Linked DNA regions of Homo sapiens: region 2 is linked to region 1. The links are chromatin contacts, found by Hi-C or POLR2A ChIA-PET in ENCODE. All regions are on one chromosome and are shown on one strand. Each heading gives the region's core, a stretch centred on a gene start or an enhancer-like site at or near the end of the contact. The rest is flanking DNA. Distances are from core to core; before and after follow the strand shown. Region 1 holds the start of NR5A2 (nuclear receptor subfamily 5 group A member 2). Region 2 holds the start of LINC00862 (long intergenic non-protein coding RNA 862).

The links. Hi-C counts contacts between places; a loop is a spot of excess contacts on that map. ChIA-PET counts read pairs that join two places held with the same protein, here RNA polymerase II (POLR2A).
Region 2: a loop to region 1 is called in a map of Caco-2, with 4 times the contacts of the local background. The contact joins the promoter of LINC00862 here to the promoter of NR5A2 in region 1. A Hi-C loop is called at or near these places in 1 of 168 maps with a recorded cell type or tissue (Caco-2). POLR2A ChIA-PET finds 5 or more read pairs at or near these places in 3 of 52 experiments (OCI-LY7, Panc1 and activated T-cell).

The regions. Positions count from the first base shown.
Region 1 is chr1:200,024,772-200,031,519 of GRCh38, forward strand. It overlaps NR5A2 (nuclear receptor subfamily 5 group A member 2), which reads left to right and starts at 2,939. Exons shown (of 8, transcript NM_205860.3): 1 at 2,939-3,140. The coding sequence starts at 3,077. RefSeq lists enhancers at 4,603-5,103, 5,104-5,604.
Region 2 is chr1:200,369,950-200,376,697 of GRCh38, forward strand. LINC00862 (long intergenic non-protein coding RNA 862) reads right to left here and starts at 3,843. Exons shown (of 5, transcript NR_040064.1): 1 at 3,698-3,843; 2 at 3,144-3,220; 3 at 1,097-1,216. RefSeq lists enhancers at 2,197-2,727, 4,124-5,323.

The DNA.
Region 1 (6,748 bases), core at 1,689-4,188:
GGAAGGAGAGGGGGAAGGGAGGGGAGGGGCGAGGGGAGGAGGGGAGGGGAGAGGAGAGGAGAGGAAAGGAGAGGGAGAAAAAGAGAGAGAGAGAGAGAAAGAGAGAGAGAGAGAAGATGGGGAAGGTCCCTTCTGGGTTTCCATCTAAAATCAAAGAAGAAATCATTGGTTTCAATAATAATATTTTAAAATCCACCCTATGATTTTTTTTTCTTTAAAAGAAAAATATCAATCTAAGAAAATAATACCTAACATGGTGTTAATGAAAAGTAGGTTGGATTGGTTATGTGTACATAAGAACTTAAAGCTCAAAGGAAAAACAGCACGTATACCAGCATGTTGACCTGGCTCCGCTGACAGCCAGGATTACCAGTTATTTCACTTGGTGTGTACCAGTGCTACTTGGAAACTACCCACCTTCCATGAGCAGGTCTACTCAATAAAATCTTACTTTCATGAGGCTGTGAGGATATCCAAATGGGGACATTTCTTATACTCAGAAGACCACAAGTCACGAATGTGGCCACTTCTGATTCTGACTTCAGGGGTCACCCAGACCCCAAGCCACCCCAACCCGATAAAGGCAAGTTCACCTTGGGCAAAGTTCAGAGCCAGCAGCACAGCTGAAAGGCAGTGGACAGCACTTTCAGATGCTGTATTCCAACATTTCAACTGACATGAAGTGAGGCAAGAGGGGAAATAACTAACAGTAATCTGATTAAAAAACAAAAGAGAAAAAAAAAAGGGCCTGGTGTGGTGGCTCATGCCTGTAATCCCAGCACTTTGGGAGGCCGAGGCGGGTGAATCACCTGAGGTCAGGAGTTCGAGACCAGCCTGGCCAACATGGCAAAACCCCATCTCTACTAAAAATACAAAAATTAGCCGGGCATGGTGGCACGTACCTGTAATCCCAGCTACTAGGGGGGCTGAGGCAGGAGGATTGCTTGAACCTGGGAGGCGGAGGTTGCAGTGAGCCAAGATTGTACCACTGCAGTCCAGCCTGGGCAATGGAGCAAGACTCTGTCATTAAAAAAAAAAAAAAAAAAAGGACTGGCCTGGGTTTACAGGTAGCTCACACCTGTAATCTGAGCACTTGGGGAGGCTGAGGCAGGAGGACTGCTTGAACCCAGGAGACCAACCTGGGCAATACAGCAACACACTGTCTCTACAAAACATTTAAAAAATTAGCTGGGTGTGGTGGTACACATCTGTAGTCCTAGTTACTCAGGAGGCTGAGGCAGGAGGATTGCTTAAGTCCATGAGTCTGAGGTTGCAGTGAGCTATGACTGTGCCACTCCATTCCAGCCTGGGTGACAGAGTGAGATCCCATCTCTAAATAAATTAATAGACCATAAATTCTGTAATGTGAATCTTTAGACAAAGACTGCTAAATCTATCATCTGATATATGAAGTTTTATTACAACAAATGTTTATATATTGAGTTAAAAATTATCTGTACCCATACACACAACCTGCATTTACTTAATTTAAAAGGAGTGTCAATATTAAAATTGAGGATTTTGGCCAGGTGCGGTGGCTCACGCCTATAATTCCAGCACTTTGGGAGGCCGGGTAGATCATTTGAGGTCACAAGTTTGAGACCAGCCTGGCCAACACGGTGAAACCCCGTCTTGACTAAAAATGCAAAAATTAGCCGGGCATGGTGGTGTGCCCCTGTAATCCCAGCTACTGGGGAGGCTGAGGCGGGAGAATTGCTTGAACCCGGGAGACAGAAGCTGCAGTGAGCCGAGATCGTGCCACTGCACTCCAGCCTGGGCAACAGAGCGAGAACCCATCTCAAAAAAAAAAAATTGTTATTTTGTTGTTATTGTTGTTTTTGAAGACAGAGTCTCACTCTGTTGCCCAGGCTGGAGTGCGGTGGCATGATCTTGGATTGTGTTCTTCCAGGGTTGCAGAGAGAAGTGCAACAGCGTCTCATTGCAACCTCTGCCTCCCAGGTTCAAGCAATTCTCCCGCCTCAGCCTCCCAAGTAGCTGGGATTACAGGAGTGCACCATCACACCCAGCTAATTTTTGCATTTTTAGTAGAGATGGAGGTTTCACCATGTTGGCCAGGCTGGTCTCGAACTCCTGACCTCAGGTGATCCGCCTGCCTTGGCTTCCCAAAGTGCTGGGATTACAGGTGTGAGCCACCATGCCCAGCCTAAGAATAATAACTTTATAACTATGAAAAATGTGTTACATATTCACCATTTTGCCAGCATTAATCTCAAAGCATAAGTTTTACCTTTTGGGGATAAAGAGATAGATTGTGTTTTAGCCATATGACCAATGTAGAAACAAGCTAAGGTTAACTCCTCATCTAATGAATAGGCCCGATAAAAAAGTTGGTTGACCACAACATGAATAAATAAATAACCATAAGCTTGGAAATGCTACCTGTAGTATTTCAGAGTGTCGATCACATTTGTAGTCATCACTTAAAGAATTAATGTCTGCCAATGTTATCATCTAAAATGTATTTACAGAGGTCAGAAGAGCTATGTCTGTCCTCCTCTATGCAAAGAGGTGATGACATCAAGGGGTATGTCACAAGCCAAAGTTTAGTTAGCCTAAGTTAGTTAGCTGGTTTGCAGTTTTTATCCACTAAGTCTGATCTTCTGACCCCTCAGTTTTACAACTTTCCACTCTCTGTGCTGCATAGCACCTCTCCACTTCTGAGTTAATCATTTCTTTGCCATTATCTGGCAAGAATTCTTATCTCTTTTGCTGTCACTTTATAACAGGGTCCTCTTATCAACCTGCATAGAGTCATGTGATGAGTCAAAGCCTATCAAAAGTTTCCATTCTTCTGATTAGAAACCATCATGAAACTGGATACATGGTTTACAGCAGGTCACTAATGTTGGAAAAAGTACAGAGTCCAGGGAAAGACTTGCTTGTAACTTTATGAATTCTGGATTTTTTTTTTTCCTTTGCTTTTTCTTAACTTTCACTAAGGGTTACTGTAGTCTGATGTGTCCTTCCCAAGGCCACGAAATTTGACAAGCTGCACTTTTCTTTTGCTCAATGATTTCTGCTTTAAGCCAAAGAACTGCCTATAATTTCACTAAGAATGTCTTCTAATTCAGATACTGGGGATTTACAAGAGTCTTTAAAGCACGGACTTACACCTATTGGTAAGTAGGAGTTTCTCTATTGATCATCTATTTATTCTGCTACTACATACATATAATTTAATCTTGTTGATGGATTTTGCATTTTAAGTCATGGCTTTTCCTATTATGTTTATTAAAAGCACACAATAAGCCTATGTATATATATCACACATTTATCTTTCTTGCAGTTCAAAAAAAGCAAATGGATATTTCAACATATGAATATTATTCATTATATCTAGTGTTTACTGGTGTCATTCTAATACCCTAATCAGCCAGAAAATATAATTTATACTTTATCAATTTCAACTTTAATATTTTCTGATAATTTTTAATCAGAAATAATAAGCTAAAATTTGAACAATTTGAAACAAGTTAATCATATTGAGTGATCATTGATCAAACTTTAACAGATAGCTGTCAAGTATTTGTTACTTTTCAACCCACACAAAAGTATGGTGTCTTATTCTCTGCTTATACCGTAAAAAATTTTCATTTTATTTTCCTGGGGAATGAAAGTCATGCCCCCACCTCCAAAAAAAAAAAAAAAAAACCAAAAAAACTAGACCATCATTAGTAAAGGATTTGAAGAGCTACTGTTTCTCGCAACAATTAGTATATTTTGTTTTTACAAACAGAAATAAGTAAATAAAGCTACTATTCATTTAAAAAATAGAGTTACAAACTTATGAATTTTATAGCAAGACTACATTCAATTAATTCTAAAAGTAAAGGACTGAAGGGAAGTGATTCCCAGTGATCTGTAATTATTTGTCTGTTGGAAGTCAGGCCCTTCTGCCTTTCCCCAGTTTTTGAAGGACCTGTGCCTTTTCTGGCAGCATTTGCCTAGGCTTTCAGACTGGAATTTCCCTCCGAATTTGCAGGGGCCTGTCATGAGCTCTCTGAGTCTCAGCTCCATTATAACAAGAAAGAAAATCAAGGCTTGAGTTTTTCCTCTTTTTTCCTTCCTAGTCAGCTGACTCCACAGAATGCAGTGGAGTCACAGATTGCTTTTTTTATGGGCCAACTACACCCTAAAGTATATCACTTGAGGAAATGTTTACCAAAAATGTTCTATACTTACGAAAAAGAAAACATGGGGAAGGTAAGCAGGGTGTAACACACAATCAATTGTTCTGCAGATAACACAGAAAATACAGGCACAAGAAAGATGAGAGAGCAGCACACAACCATTTCGCATCTTTTTCGTCGGGCAGAACCGCCGCGGTGCGCAGGCAAGGAGTCCTTCCCGGCAGCTCCGCGCAGCTCCGGTTCCGCGTCCGGGGCCGCAGCTAGAGCGCGCTCGGGCCGGAGACGCGGACTGCGCGCGCACGGGGGACGCGCGCTCGGGGGCTCGCGCCCGCGCGGGCGGTCTTGGGCTCCTGCTGCGCGCAGCCCCAGCTGGCCGCTGCCAAAATAGAGTTGAGCTGGGTCGGGAGACCACGCACGCCGATCCCTCACAGTCTCCCCCACACCCCATGGGTGAATTAAAGAGGGTAAGGTAGGGGAAAGAGACGCTGTTGCACTTTTCTCTGCAACCCTGGAAGAACTGTGTTTCCAGCTACCGCACGCGCAACTCACATCGCAAGGGACCGAGGCGGTACACTCTGAGCGTAAACAGAGAACACCTGCAGCTCTGGAATCGGTCCCACCGCAGAGGGCTGGGAACCGGAGGACTGTCGGTCCAGCCCATAAGGGGCTGCTGGGGACTAAACCTCAAGAAAAGTACCGAAGAAGGCTCTCCCCTGGCCTCAGCGAGACTACCCCAACATCCTAAACCTGTGCAGGCACTTCCGGGCGCCGGATTCCGGGATAACAAAATTCCAGTCAATTTGCCGGTAAAAGAGACCTCTTTCAGGATCTTGTTCGCAGCCACCCGCCCCTTCCCAACCCAAGCACATCCCCTCCGCCTCCTGGTATTGCAGCCCCGCAGGTGGTTGTGAGGTGTCCGCACCTGCAACATCTTAGTGACCCTGAGGCGGCTGTGGCACCGGGAGACAATCTGTTTACCTCGTAGCCTCCACGAGGGTGCTAACGGTCGTTCCCAGGGTGAATGGCTGGACGGAGCCATCCAAAGGGCTGAGGGAGAGGAACAGAGGGCGGTGAGGAGCCTTCGGACTGAACTATTGGATTGAAGGGCCTGACCCGATTCCTGAGGGAGAGATGCCCCTTGAATGGGTCTTTCTGATTGCCCAGGGTAGCCCCACTGGGAAGAACCCACGGGTGCAGCTGTAGAGAGTGTCTGAGGGTCTCGAGGGTAGCTTTCAGATGGCAAATTGCAAGTTGGGCTGTGTTGAGTGGTTCACAAAACCGAGCCCGGTGTATGTAGACATCAGTCAGGGTTTACAATTCTATATTTAATTCAGTTGTGTTGTACTAGGAAATGAGCCTCCTTTTGTTTAAAAAGCTGTCTCCATGGTTTTTAACTAGGGGCTACATCTTGTATGCACACTGATGGTTACATGAAAGTTTTGTATAGATGTCTGTGCTTGTATAGAAAAGCAGAATTAAGATAAAGTTGTTCCTTCTGCCTACCTGCAAGATAATCATTCATTGTAGTGTAAAAGCAGCACACTCAGGTTATAACTAGATTGTTCCCTTAAAGTTAACTAACTCTGGGACACTGGCCAGACTCTTGGTTTCTGGTCTTGGTTTACTTCTTTCTCCCAAGTGGGATGATTCTATTGAATAATATGCAGTACTAACTTTAGAAGCTTTTTATACTTACCTATATCAAGAAAAGAGCCATATCTGTGTGGTAGGAAATGTTATACATAAAACAAATATTTATTGACCACTCCCACAGTGCCCAATATTATGCTTTGATTCATATTAAATTTCCATAATTCTTCAAATTAACTGCATTTGCAGAATATTTTATGCACTCAGTATAATATTGCATATTATCCACAGAAGGTTATGTCTGCATACTTAGGGGTACATGATACACAGTGCAAACACTGTATTGAGTCTGTAATGTGAGTCTTGCTATCTGGTCCCCTGAACACTCTGAGTCTGATTTTATTTCAGTGATAACCTCCAGCAAGCTCTGTGCTCATAAGGATCTCTGAAAGTAGACGTTTCATCAGCGGAAAGTGTGATAGCCATTATGTCACCCTAACCTCCAGCGAGCTTTATTTAGAATGCCAGCCACACAAGCCCATGTTCTGATTCTCATAGTTGGGGCTTAGGCTGCCAGTTTCTTCTATGAAGCTAAACTCTAGAGCCTCCCTTCTTTCCATGCCCGAGTCCATCTCCAAAACAGTGCTTCTCAGATTCCTCTTTTCTGGCCTGGATCCACAGGTAGTGACCAGAGTTAACAGAGTTCTTGGGCCAGGCACAGTGTCTCAAACTGGTAATCCCAATACTTTGGGAGACTGAGGATGGAGGATCACTTGGGCCCAGGAGATCCAGACCAGCCTAGGCAACATAGTGAGACCCAGTCTCTACAAAAAATAAAAAAATAAATAATTAGCTGGGTGTGGGTGTGGTGGCATGTGCCTGTAGTCCTAGTGACTAGGGCTTGGGGGTTGAGGTAGGAAGATCACTTGAGCCAGGGAGGTTGAGGATGCTGTGATTGTGCCATTGAACTCCAGCCTGGGCAACAAAGTGAGACCCTATCTCAAAAA
Region 2 (6,748 bases), core at 2,593-5,092, 350 kb after region 1:
GCACGTTCTGGTCCAGCTGGGCATGGATAGATGAGGTGGGACAGGTTGCTTGCAGAGGACTTGGGGCAGTTTGGACTGAGTAGATAGTGCAGAGCTTCTGAGAGTGTTTGACCAGGCAAGGCCCTGAGCAGTGCTGTCCTTAGAAAGGATTAGGCCAGCAACTATGAATAGGATGAACTGAAATAAAGCTAGAAAGCCCAGGGAAAACCATTTGTTACCCCTAAAATTGGCAAAGATTAAGAAGTCTGACAAGTGTTGGAAAGTATCTGGGGAAACAGTTTTCCAACAGTTGAAAATCAATTTGGTAATATCTCTTAAAAGTTAAATTGTGCATATTCAAAATGTAGCAATCCTGCATCTAGGAATCAAGACTAAGAAACTATTGCCTATATATTAGTGAAAAAAATATAAACAATCATATATTCACTAATAAATGGACTGATAAAATGTGGTATTATTTATGCCATGAAATGCTAGACAGCAAATAGCCGGGTGTGGTGGCTCATGCCTATAATCCCAGCACTTTGGGAGGCCAAGGCGGGCAGATCACCTGAGGTCGGGAGTTTGAGACCAGACTGGCCAATATGTTGAAACCCCGTCTCTACTAAAAATACAAAAATTAGCCGGGCTTGGTGGCAGGCGCCTGTAGTCCCAGCTACTTGGGAGGCTGAGGCAGAAGAATTGCTTGAACCCGGGAGGCAGAGGTTGCAGTGAGCTGAGATCGTGCCACTGCACTCCAGTCTGGGTGACAGAGCGAGAGTCTTTCTCAAAAAAAAAAAAAAGAAAAAGAAAGAAAAGAAATGCTAGACAGCAATTAAAAATAATGAATATATATATATAGATGGGTGTGTGTGTGTGTGCACGTGTGTGTGTGTCTGTACAAAAACATGGCTAGACCTTAAAAACAATGCTCAGAGAAAGTAAACAAATCATATAACAGTTGGCTGGGCATGGTGGTTCATACTTGTAATCCTAGCATTTTGGGAAGCAGAGGCGGGAGGATCTCTTGAGGCCAGGAGTTTGAGACCAGGCAACATTGTAAGATCCCATCTCTACAAAAAAAAAAAAAAAATTAGCCAAGCATAGTGGCACAAACCTGTAGTCCTAGCTACTTGAGAGGCTGGAGCAGGAGGATCACTTGAGCCCAGGAGGTCGAGGCTGCAGTGAGCTATGATCATGCACTCCAGCCTGGGTGACAGAATGAGATCCTCTCTCTCTAAAAAAGAAAACATTTATGTATATTTAAATCCATAAAACAATACTACATATTAACTATGGGTACATACAAATATATATAAAATATTAAAAAGTATACAAACTGAACATGGGCTCTGGGAAGTGAGGACAGAAGGAGGAAATGGACTTGGAATTAATATTCAAAGGCAACTTGATTTTATCATCAATGTTTTGTTTTATTTCTTTAAAAAAATTGAAGAAGATATGACAAAAATAATAACAGTTGTTAATTTTGAATGATGGGAATATAGTAGCGTTTACTGGGAATCAGAAGAGAGATGCTAGTCACAGATGGAAAAACTAACAGGATTTCAGGACTGGGTGGGTTAGTAGAGGGTATAAAGTTGCCAGAAAGAACGAAGAATAAAAATTATATTCTTTCTTTTCTTTAACAATGAGAGGCTAGCCACACCATTAAAAGAACTAAAAAACAATGAGCTCCACTTTAGAAAGGTTTGTCTTATTAATGAGACAGCCAAATCATGGCCAGCAAAAAGTCAGAATTCAAAAACCCAAGCTGGCACTGACAAGCTATCCTGCAAAAGTAAGGAATAAAATAGGTGCCTCATTCAATATCCTCAAAAAAAAATTTTTAAGACTTTTTTAAGGTCCATAGAGAGTTCACTTTGTGTATTTGGCTTGTTTACAACATATATAGAAACCCAACCACAGTGTCCTATACTCAACAATTGAAAGTGAGGTTACTAAATTTTAATACACATTTCTAGAAAGCCTGGGGGTCTGACTCTGAAAATAAGCCATTCTAGTAAGACAACTTGTTAAGAGTTTCCTTTCAGTAAGCAACATCGACTAACAGAGCAAACAATGATCCAAATTTACACTGTTCGAATTAAAATTTCAAGCATTAACCTCTATTTTGAAATCAATCTCCCTGTCTTTACATAAAGATTATCAACTTCCAATTATCAGAAGAATGCAGCTTATCTTTATTAAAATGTACCCCCCCAATATTTCATGATATTTACATGTTTGCATAGTACTTTCCTATCCTTTTGTAACATGTTTTGCAACTCCTGAAAAGTCAATAGTCTTAGCTCTTCTCTAAAGGGGGAAACACAAGAGACTGAGTGACTAGTTCAGGGTGACTCACAGGCAGAGTCAACATTGGAACTCGGAACACTGAGCCTGGCATTCCAAGTTCCCAAAACCTTGAGGCTCTTGCTAATCCCAGCAGAATTTTCTTCTTTACAGGGCTGTGCTTCTTTGAGGCCTCTGAGACTAGAATGTTAGTGTCCAAAGCTTTCTCTTTCAAAAGTAGTCAATAGTCAGAAATAAATGTTGGCCTGCAAGTTCAATCTTTTTCTTTTTTTTGAGACAGGGTCTCACTCAGTTGCCCAGGTTGGAGTGCAGTAGCACAATCATGGCTTACTGCAGCCTTGACCTCCTGGGCTCAAGCGATCCTCCTGCTTCAGCCTTCCAAATAGTTGGGACCACAGGCATACCCCACCACACCCAGCTAATTTTTAAAATTTTGTAGACATGATGGTCTCACTTTGTTGCCCAAGTTGGTCTCAAAGTCCTGAGTTCAAGGGATCCTCCCACCTTGGCCTCCCAAAGTGCTGAAATTACAGGTATGAGCCACCGCTTCTAGTCCATCTTCACTTTTTAAAAGGCATAGCTAAACTGCATTGATACAACCTAATGATCTCCCTAATTAATGTAACTTTGCTGGTAATTGTTTTTTTAGAGTCCTCTGTTTAAGATTGGGTTAAATTCAAATCAAATGGTACTGTTTAAACTGTTTGCTGTTTTTTGTGTTTGTTCCCCGTTAGTGCTATCTTGGACATGCTGAGCTTCTAACTGCCACAGGGCTGTTTTGCTACTACTGACCTTATAAAGCCAACAGTTAGTGACTGTGTATATAAGGATTTAAGAGATTATTTTACCAGAATAAGGTTGCTTTGTAGCCATCCGGTGTAAATGGTGTTTCTTTCCATTAACAAATTGAAGAGCTCTTAAGCACCTGAAATTAAATAACAGCTTAAAAAATAAATTAATATACAAAAAATTTAGGTTTACTGACAATATCAGATTATTTCCCATTAAAAAAAATCACCCAACTCTTTTTTCTGATGCCTTTCACGTGGGACTTCAAAAAGCTTTTCCAAATATTTTCACTATCTGTAGTTCTCATTCTAATTTTGTAAATTAAAAAAAAAAAAGAGCCAAATAACTGACCCAAAGTTATGCAGTCAGTTGGTAGTAAAAGCCAAATAAGAGCTCAAATTTAATCTAGTCGTTAGAATCTGCCACAGTGTCCTCTTCGCTAAGTTGTACTACTGCCTCATTTTATTTCCCTTAAAAAATAATTGTTTGCATATCAGTTAAACTGGTCACATTGAAATATAAAACACGCCAGTATTATCAAGAGGTCCTTTCTTAAAGCAACAAAATACAATCACCTTTGTGCTAAAAATAAGCTATAAAAATAATTGTGTACCTTATAAATTTATCTACAAGTTTTAGCCTTCATTATATTCATTAATTAAACTGCCATAAATCTTCCTTTCCTATTGCTAAGATATTCTTAAACTTGCATACAAAGCACCAAAATGCACATCAGCCACAACACACACAAATTCATCACTCAATCTCGGTCCATTACTCTTGCCAAGGTCAGTATAGAATATTCTTGAAATTTTCACTTGTAGAATGAATAGATGTTTTGTAAGGATTATCTATTCAGGCAGAAAAAAAGGGGGGAGGGGAAGAACACAAGAAACAATTAGCTATTCAACTGGTACTGAGCAAATTCCAAGTACGGAATCCTTTGTTTGTTTTTATCTTGTTTTTGTTTTTCTTACCTACCTTGGGACTCCAGTCCACGAGAAGAAATACATCTTGTGAGATTTTTGTACAGCCTTTCTACAAACCTCCGTAGAGAAGGAGACGTTGTTGTCAGTTTTGGCTTCCTTTTGCAGTCAGGGACTGGGACCCAGAGTTATCTATTTGCATTTCAACACCCTTCTTTTGTTTTCGGTCCCACAAGAGGCTCAACCAGTTCAAAAGCAGGTAAGGCAGTTAGATCATTGTAATGACCCTAGAAAACTCAAAGGAGAAAACTTTTGCAAACAATGTGGTTATTTTAGCAAAAAACTACTACTTATTTCATCAGTCAAGCCTACAGAGCTCAAGCTAGACCATCTTGTTAAAAATTTACCTTAGGTTGTTCTTAATTCTCTCTGTGCCCTAGAGAGAGAAGAATGATGGTGGAAAGCAGGGTTAGAGAACAGAGAGGAGGAGAGTTCTGCATCCAGAATCTCTTCTGAATAAACAAATATCGCTAAAATATCCAAATATTCACAGGAATTTACAGGTCACATTATTGCATTTGATTCTGAGAGCAACAGCCTCTGTCATTTCTGCTGAAGGAGCATTCCTATATAACTCTAACAAAATTAAGAGAAAAGAATACTTTCTAGGTGGAGAGAGTTGGAGAGGACGGGTAAAGGTGCAGCCATCCCAGTGTCTGAAGGACACTCAGACACAAATGCTGCTGGTGTATACTTCCTGTCACACCCACTCAGATGACTACATGGTCAAGATTCCAGAATGTGATCCCGACGACAGCTTTCTAAGCATTTAATATTCCAAGAGGCATCAGCAGATAAAAATGTGCAGAGTTGCAAATTTTTAATAGAAAAATCCCCCAGGGTCTATGTTGAAGGTCAGTGTTTGGGAAAAGGCTATATTATAATGGGGCTATGGAGTCACAGATTAGAGACGGAAGGGACCATAAGGTTCATTTCCTCAAGGTCCGTGGTTACACAGCTGGTTTGTGACAGGCTATGAGCTCTCTGGGGTCTCAATCTCACGCTCTTGAGCTTTTGGTTACCAAACCTGCTTAGATGAGATCCACAGTGAGGTTATATTGTAAAAATTCTAAGACTTGGCAAGTCAGCCTATAATGAAGATATATATGCATAGACTTCAAAGGACTGACCTTGTCATCACCTACAATAGCTCTGCCGCAAGATTACTGATTCAGGCATTCAGCTTTTGGATAAGCATCTTTCCTTCCAACTTGCATGACAACAACTCCAACTGCTCTTAGAAATATTGGGGCCTCCAGTCTATTGATCCATCTGCTTTCTCCCAATTCATTAGCCTTCAGCTGTTTTCACTTTCCTTCTTACTCAATTTTTATTCCATGGTCTGTTATTACTATATCCTTTTTGCCAATCCCTTAAACTCCCTTCCTCTCTGTTTTTTCTACAAACCTATCTAGGAAAACGACAGCCCTCATTGAACCCCGCCATCTCCTTTCTCTTTGCTTGCACGCAACAGTCAAACTCTGCTGGAGGTGATCAAAAGCGTAGATAGGTTCATCATCACCAACTTCTTATGGGCCCTCAATACTAACAACTACATTTTTGTTTTATTTTTAAGAAATGGAGTCTTGCTCTGTCGCTTAGGCTGGAGTGCAGTGGCATAAACACAGCTCAACGCAGCCTCCATCTCCTGGGCTCAAGAGATCCTCCTGCCTCAGGATCCCAAGTAGCTGGGACTATAGGCACAAGCAATCATGCCCTGCTCTAACAACTGTGTTACGTTTCTTTTTTCAACTTATTTTCCAAGAATTATTTGAAACTTTCTCCATCACCCGCAAGCTTCCAATACACCCATCTTTCTCTCTTTACTCCTTCATCTTCTGCTTAGATGAGGATTCTCTAGATCTTTTTCCACCCAGATCCCTGCTTTCCCTCCTGCTTCAAGGTGAGTGAGACTCCTCCACAACAAGGGAAATCCCTTCTCTTTGGCCTTGTATTCTCTTCTCTCATCATCACCCACAACCTTTTTGTCATTTTTTTCTCATATCACATCATTTTCATCAGAAAAGCCTATTGGTTCTGCCTTCAAAATATATCCAAAATCCAATAATTTATCATCATCATCACTCCTACCCCCTCATCGAAGACATGGTCATCTCTCATCTAGACTATTAATGGTCTATCAACTTTCACCATTGCCCCCTTACAGTCTATTCTCAACAGTGATCTTTCGAAATCATAAGTCAGAGCATGTTCCTCCTCTGCTTAAAACCCTCCAATGGCTTTCTATTTACTCAGAGTAAAAGCTGAAGTCCCTACAAAGACCTTTAATACCCTACCAGCACTGTCCAGTAGAACTTTCTGTGGCAATGGAAATGATCTACATCTCACTGTCCAATACAGTAGCCACTAGCTACATGTGGCTACTGTGCATTTGAAATGTGGCTAGTGCAATTGATAAAATGAATTTTTAATTTTTAAAATTTTAATTAATTTACATTTAAGTAGCCACTTGTGGCCAGAGGCCACCATATTGGAACACTCAGCTCTACAAGATCTATTCCCCATCCACCCTATCCACCTCTTGCCTGAGCCTATAAAAGCCCACAACACACTATAAAAACTCCTTTGAAGTCAGATGATGTCACTCCTCTGCTTAAAAATCTCTATAGTTTCCCATTTTACTCAAAAGCCAAAGAAAGTCCTTATCTTGATTTACA